Linked DNA regions of Homo sapiens: region 1 is linked to region 2. A link is a contact called in ENCODE Hi-C or POLR2A ChIA-PET data. All regions are on one chromosome and are shown on one strand. Each heading gives the region's core, a stretch centred on a gene start or an enhancer-like site at or near the end of the contact. The rest is flanking DNA. Distances are from core to core; before and after follow the strand shown.

Region 1 (3,828 bases), core at 133-2,632, 34 kb after region 2:
GCAACCTCCACCTCCTGGATTCTAGTGATTATCCTGCCTCAGCCTCCTGAGTAGCTGGGGCCACAGATGCATGCCACCATGCCTGGATAAATATTTTTGTATTTTTGGTAGAGACAGGGTTTCACCATGTTGGCCAGGCTGGTCTCAAACTCCTGACCTCAGGAGATCTGTCCACCTCGGCCTCCCAAAGTTCTAGGATTACAGGCATGAGCCACCACACTCGGCCAAAAGAGTGGTTCTATGGTCAAATAAATTCAAGAAATGCTAGGTGCCAAATCCCTCCTTGAAGAAACAAAGTGGCCATCAACAAGACAAAATTCCTCAGGAGTCCTGCAACAAATAAGCCACGTTATTTGGTTTAATAGAGAATTACCTCAAGTCTCAGTAATTTGTGTACTGCCTTCACGCGTTTTGCCACATCAGCAACCTGAACTGTTACTGACTTGATCTTCTTTCTTTAAATCTACTCACCTTTTAAAAGGTACATTCTAAAAGAGCATTTTATCTCACTACTATGAGTGGAAAAATGAGGATCATTTGCCAAAATTAGTTAGAATGAGTAAAAATATTAATTTGATCCCAGAACCTGCTCAGGTCATCCCACCTAACACCAGTGAGTGTTCCATACGACCGTTTGGGAAACACTGGTTAACAGAACTCCCTTTTCCGTAACACCTGTTAAAATCCTGGGGATACTTTGGGAATGCTGGTCCAGTTGGTTTTCCTTTGAGGCCCAGACGATCAGGAAACATGCCTAGGGCCGCACGGGTAAGGTCCAAACTAAAGTTGAAGTCCCCTTCCCACCTCTCTAGTGCTCTTCCCACAACCCTACTCAGGTTCTAGGGTTCAGACATCTTCTGGGCAAGGCCAAAAGGGGTTCCATGAGGGCCAAGGTCTGTAATACAGAAGGTTCAGATTTCATGTGATCAGGTTTTGATCTCATGTTTGAGATTTTTTGTTTGTTTGTTTTTTGAGACAGAGTCTCGCTCTGTCGCCCAGGCTGGAGTGCAGTGGTGCGATCTCGGCTCACTGCAAGCTCCGCCTCCCAGGTTCACACCATTCTCCTGCCTCAGCCTCCCGAGTAGCTGGGACTACAGGCACCCGCCACCACACCCGGCTAATTTTTTTGTACTTTTAGTAGAGACAGTGTTTCACCGTGTCAGCCAGGATGGTCTTGATCTCCTGACCTTGTGATCCGCCCGCCTCGGCCTCCCAAAGTGCTGGGATTACAAGCATGAGCCACCGCGCCTGGCCTCATGTTTGAGATTTTAAAGAGATCACCACACCCAGCTTAGAAGATTCCCCATCCTTCTCTACTCCAGGGGAGAACTTGGGTCCGATTCTTGGTCAAAGTAAACAGGCAGAAAGGATTTCTGATCTCAGCTATCATTGCTGCCTACACCCTGGCAACTCCCATCCACAGACCACTGCACTTTGGACAGTTCTTCCTAAAGTCATGTTATTTTAAAATTTAATTGTGTTTGAGCACAAGGGTGTTGGCAATAGGGGCGCCCATAGTTAATTAGTAACAGAGAGCAGTAGATAAAACAGATGCTTCCAGCTTGGCCGGACACTAGTCAGCCTTCTGTTCTCCCTAAAGAGGGCCCTGAAACATGAGTACTCAATGCACTTATGTCTTGGCTGACTTTTCATCCCAAGAAGCTAGACCCCAGTGTCACTCTTCCCTTCTCCATTCAGCCAATGGCTTGATACCTTGAGTGGATCTGACAATGTAATGCTCACTACTCCCACCCCAGCTGGTATCAAACATTCAGACCAGATGTGAGCTCCACTGGGCTTGATAATAGCTCCTAGACTCATTCACTCTTTTCTTCATTCAAAATGTTGAATGAGCTGGGTGCAGTGGTTCACACCTATAATCCCAGCACTTTGGGAGGTCAAGGCAGGCAGATTGCTTGAGCCCAGGAGTTTGAGACTAGCCTGGGCAACATGGGGAAACCCTGTCTCTATTTTTAAAAAGGCCAGGCACAGTGGTTTGTGCCTGTAATCCCAGCACTTTGGGAGGTTGAGGCAGGAGGATCACTTGAGCTCAGAAGTTCAAGACCAATCTGGGCAATGTGGCAAGACCCTGTCTCTTAAAAAGAATTGGCTGGGCGCGGTGGCTCACGCCTGTAATCCCAGCACTTTGGGAGGCCGAGGCAGGCGGACTACGAGGTCAGGAGATCGAGACCATCCTGGCTAACATGGTGAAACCCCATCTTTACTAAAAATATAAAAAATTAGCCGGGCGTGGTGGTGGGCGCCTGTAGTCCTAGCTACTCAGGAGGCTGAGTCAGGAGAATGGCATGAACCCGGGAGGTGGAGGTTGCAGTGAGCCAAGATCGCACTACTGCACTCCAGCCTGGGCGACAGAGTGAGACTCCACCTCAAAAAAAAAAAAAGAATTATAAAAATAAAATATCAGGGCCAGGTGTGGTGGCTCATGCCTGTAATCCCAACACTTTGGGAGGCTGAGGTGGGCGGATCACCTGAGGTTGGGAGTTCGAGACCAGCCTGACCAACATCTCTACTATACTGACAACCCCATCTCTACTATACATGCAAAATTAGCCAAGTGTGGTGGCGCATGCCTGTAATTCTAGGTACTCAGGAGGCTGAGGCAGGAGAATCGCTTGCACCCGGGAGGTGGAGGTTGTGGTGAGCCAAGATTGCGCCATTGCACTCTGGCCTGGGCAACAAGAGTGAAACTTGGTCTCAAAAATAATTAAAAATGAAAAAATAAAATAAAATAAAATAAAATAAAATATCAGGCCAGCATGGTGGCTCATGCCTGTGATCCCAGCACTTTGGGAAGCCAAGGTGGGTGGATCGCCTGAGGTCAGGAGTTTGAGACCAGCCTGGCCAACAAGGTGAAACCCCATCTCTACTAAAAATACAAAAATTAGCTAGGCGTGGTGGTGTGTACCCAGCTCCTAGATTACCTGGGAGCTGGTAATCCCAGCTCCTCAGGAGGCTGAGGCAGGAGAATTGCTTGAACCCAGAAGGCAGAGGTTGCGGTGAAGTGAGATTGTGCCACTGCACTCCAACCTGGGAGATAAAGTGAGATTCTGTCAAAAAAAAGAAAAAAGAAAAAAAAAAAGCCTGTAATAAGCTAGCCTTCACTATGTAAACCAAAAATAAAATTCCAAGGTCCCCCAACCATTTGAATGGACCCCTTCTCTTGGCCAAGGAGATTCCAAAGTTAACTTGAAAAACTGGTTCAGGTCATGATGGGAAGGGAGGGTCAGACATGCTTCATTATACCCTCCTCCCTTTTGGAATTCAGGAAAAGCCAACCAGCATTAACATTAACACAGACCTTAAGTCTGATAAGAAACATTTACAATCTATTCTCTTTGAAGCCTGCTACCCGGAGGCTTCATCTGCATGATTAAACCTTGGTGTCCACAACCCTTTAATGTAACCCAGACATTCATGTCTATTGATAATAACTCTTTCAACCAATAGCCAATCAGAAAATTTTAAAATCTACCTATGACCGGCTGGGCGCAGTGGCTCAGGCCTGTAATCCCAGTACTTTGGGAGGCCGAGGCGGGCGGATCACGAGGTCAGGAGATGGAGACCATCCTGGCTAACACAGTGAAACCTTGTCTCTACTAAAAATACAAAAATTAGCTGGACATGGTGGCAGGCAGCTGTAGTCCCAGCTACTCAGGAGGTCAAGGCAGGAGAATGGCGTGAACCCGGGAGGCTGAGCTTGCAGTAAGCCAAGGTCTCAGCCTCCCAGGTAGCTGGGATTACAGGCATGTGCCATCACACCAGCTAATTTTCGTATGTATGTGTGTGTATGTATGTATATACACACGT
Region 2 (3,723 bases), core at 312-2,811:
AGAGATGGGGTTTCACCGTGTTAGCCAGGATGGTCTCAATCTCCTGACCTCGTGATCTGCCCTCCTCAGCCTCCCAAAGTGCTGGGATTACAGGTGTGAGCCACCGCGCCTGCCCAGCTTCTTGATACTCTTAATCATAAATTTAATAAGAGCATTTGCTGATTCTTTATCATATCTGCTGCAGCTATTTCCTCTAATCTCTTCCTTTCCGTATTTATAGATTTTGTATATACTCTTATTTTTTACCATGTCCTAGCAGCTCAATTTTTCCTGTATTATTTATTGGTTTATGCTAGAAGGTAGTAGAAAATAGTTAGAAATGTATGAATTCAAATTCTAACACTCTTATTCCTGCTCTGCCACTCTGGGTGACTGAGCAAATTACATAACCTCTCTAAGCCTTCTTCCCATCTGTAAAAACCTGATATCACTAATAATGGCACTGAGCACACAATGTCTTATAAGGATTAAATGAGATAATGCAGGCCGGGCGCGGTGGCTCACGCCTGTAATCCCAGCACTTTGGGAGGCTGAGGCGGGTGGATCACGAGGTCAGGAGATTGAGACCATCCTGGCTAACATGGTGAAACCTCGTCTCTACTAAAAATACAAAAAATTAGCTGGGCGTGGTGGTGGGCGCCTGTAATACCAGCTACTCAGGAGGCTGAGGCAGGAGAATGGCGTGAACCCGGGAGGAGGAGGTTGCAGTGAGCTGAGACTGCGCCACTGCACTCCAGCCTGGGCAACAGAGCGAGACTCTGTCTCAAAAAAAAAAAAAAAAAAAAGAGATAATGCATAAAGTGCACCTGGCACATAGCAACTCATAAAAGTAGTTACATCATTGTATTATTACTGTTATTCTTTTATTTGTTCAATAATTAGAAAAATGATTGTTTACCATAGCTGTGATAAATGACTGACTTGCTTTTTTACTGGTAGCTTTGTTTTTCATCTCCTTCATCCCTATGCAGCTCTGTTTTTTTTTTTTTTTTTTTTTTTTTTTTAGGAGTCTGGCTCTGTCTCTCTGTCTCCCAGGCTGGAGTGCAGTGGTATGATCTCGGCTCACTGCAACCTCCGCCTCCCAGGTTCAAGTGATTCTCATGCGCCACCACACCCAGCTAATCTTTGTATTTTCTGTAGAGACGGGGTTTCGCCATGATGGCCAAGCTGGTCTCAAACTCCTGACCTCAGGTGATCCACCCGCCTCAGCCTCCCAAAGTGCTGGGATTACAGGTGTGAGCCACTGGGATTACAGGAGGCAGCTGGCCTCCTATGCAGCTCATTTTGATGTATAATGGGTACATCTGAAGCAAGAGAGGGAGATGGAGTCCAAGCACCAGAGCTCACTCATCAGGGATTCTCATGGGGGCAGTTATGAGGGAAATGGGGAACATTCTCATGGGAGGAGAAAGGCTTATAAATTAAGCCGGAGAAGTTCATTAATAAATAGGCTGTCCACATTAACACCTGTCAATAAACAGGATTCGAAATGGCAGGTGAGGAGCTACAGAGGGTACTGCATCTGGAAACCTGGTGGGCAATGGCTCAGAGTCTGAGGGCTGAAATGAGGAAGTGCGGTATCAGCATGGAGCAAGCCAAGCCCACGGGAGCAGTGAAATGGGCCAATACTTAATCAGTATGCACCACAGTCTCACCATACAGTGAGACCCAGAAAGACATTTGTTCTGCTAGAATGCACATTTCTGTTATGGGAATCAGCTCACTGCAGAAGTAAAATTATAGCCATCATCAGGGAAGGAAGAAGCGCTCAGCTCAGCTGCTACACTAATTGCATGAGCCCTTTCAGCTGTATTTTAGGAAAATGGCAATGAGCACACACACCCAGGGCCCTTTTCCCCAGCTCTCAGCCAGGTTGCACTGCTTCCTGGATCCACCTGACTAGCACTCAGAGCCCACCACCATCTGCACTCTTTCAACACTTGCCAGACCAGCTCTAATTAAAGTGTTGCCAGCATGTTCCCACTCTATCACATTGAACATTTTAAATATCTACTGTGACAGTCTCCAGCCACACTGAGGCAGTCTGGGCAGTCCAAGTTATCTCCTTATGTGCAAACCACTATTTTTATTAGCATTCTGGTTACAGATTTCCACAGATTACGAGTGATCTGCCTCTAACCCTATTTTCCCCATAAGCCCTATTACTCTTACTGCTTGATTTTGCCGAACACAAGGTTCTTGAGGAATGCCTAAGTGTTGGGTGCTCCACGCACTGCCTTGGATCCTCTTGGCCACACCTCGATTCCTGCTATTATTTGAGGACACAATTCTATGCAGGCTTCAACTCACCTCCTGTGGCCCTGCCTCACCTCAAGCATGCGCTGTACATCTTCCCCTGACCCCGCAAGGTTCTCCGATGCTGTGGTGCGACGTGCCTGCGGGAGCACCCCGGCACTCGCTGATGTGAAACCTACAAGCGCAAGGGCGTTACAACCTTCAAGATGACCCTCTGTCAATGCTAGATGGGAGTTCATGGGGGAACACTTACAACTTCTGCCTTTCATCCATTGGGTGGTCAGTTTGAGGCACTATCTGTATACAACTCCTCAGAAGTTGCTGTTGGGATGGAAGCCCCCGTGCCCACTGCAGTCACCAATGTGACTGGCTTGGTTTTCCTTCTTCCCTGGTCAGTTTCCTTAGTCTCCACCCCTGCTCCCTGGTATCACCACTGTCCACAGTAAACTACACACACAGTTCCTTGTACCAGGCTTGTCTTCCCAGGGGAATAAGACAGCATGTGCTGCATTAAAATGGAAACACCTTTACTTACTTTTACGTACTGTTAATCAACAGTCACTGCCCAGTTCTTCCAAGTGGCCTTTATCATCCCTTCCCTGTAACTTCCTGGGTCCCCGTTTGAGACTCCCCCAAAGGAGTAATGTCACGCACAGCAGGAGGCTGCCAGCAGGGGGCTCCAACCCTACACCAACATCTGTTCTGAAGGTGCCTCAGCCGGACTAGTGATAAATGCTTTAGATTTCACCCTGGCAGTGAGATACAGGTAAAGATAAGTGCCTATTCAAGCCCTATGTTCCTTTTACTGGCGATTCATGTAAACCACACTCCTAATGAATTGAGGACTAATTTTTTTTTTGAAACAGGATCTCTCTGTTGCCCAGGCTGGAGTGCAGTGGCACAGTCATAGCTCACTGCAGCCTCAACCTTCCAGGCCCAGGTGATCCTCCTGCCTCAGCCTCCCAAAGGACTAAGATTACAGGCAGGCATCACCACGCCTGGCTAATTTTTTTTATTTTTCGAAGAAACAGGGTCTCACTATGTTGCCCAGGCTGGTCTCGAACTCCTGTACTCAAGCAATCCTCCTGCTTTGGCCTCCCAAAGTGCTGAGATTACAGGCCTGAGCCACTGAGCCCAGACACAACTGTTTTAAAAGGCAAGGTCAGTGGACTAGGTATTTGAACTATACATTCATGGCCAGACGCAGTGGCTCACTCCTGCAATCCTAGCACTTTGGGAGTCCGAGGCGGGCAGATCCCCTGAAGTCAGGAGTTTGAGACCAGCCTGGTCAACATGGTGAAACTCCGTCTCTACTAGAAATACAAAAATTAGCCAAGTGTGGTGGCACGTGCTTGTACTCCCAGCTACCTGGGAGGCTAAGGCAGGAGAATCACTAGAACCCAGGAGGTGGAGGCTGCAGTGGGACAAGATCACACCACTGAACTCCAGTCTGGGTGACAGAGCGAG

What was found. A loop is a pair of places that touch in the nucleus more often than their neighbours do. ChIA-PET counts read pairs that join two places held with the same protein, here RNA polymerase II (POLR2A). Pooled maps may share reads with other maps.
Region 1: a map of Caco-2 shows a loop between it and region 2 (5-fold over the local background). The contact joins two enhancer-like sites. A Hi-C loop is called at or near these places in 2 of 168 maps with a recorded cell type or tissue (B cell and Caco-2), 7 of 37 single-sample maps with no recorded cell type and 5 of 50 pooled maps. POLR2A ChIA-PET finds 5 or more read pairs at or near these places in 6 of 52 experiments (H1, OCI-LY7, Panc1 and 3 more).

What each region holds. Positions count from the first base shown.
Region 1 is chr10:96,797,274-96,801,101 of GRCh38, forward strand. No RefSeq gene overlaps it. Among named protein-coding and RNA genes, the nearest start is that of MIR607, 30 kb to the right of the region's middle. Within about 2 kb of position 1,383, at least 2 of the 41 ENCODE cell types and tissues checked have a DNase peak (open chromatin) inside an H3K27ac peak, as active enhancers do.
Region 2 is chr10:96,762,915-96,766,637 of GRCh38, forward strand. No RefSeq gene overlaps it. Among named protein-coding and RNA genes, the nearest start is that of PIK3AP1, 44 kb to the left of the region's middle. RefSeq lists a silencer at 2,972-3,061. Within about 2 kb of position 1,562, at least 3 of the 41 ENCODE cell types and tissues checked have a DNase peak (open chromatin) inside an H3K27ac peak, as active enhancers do.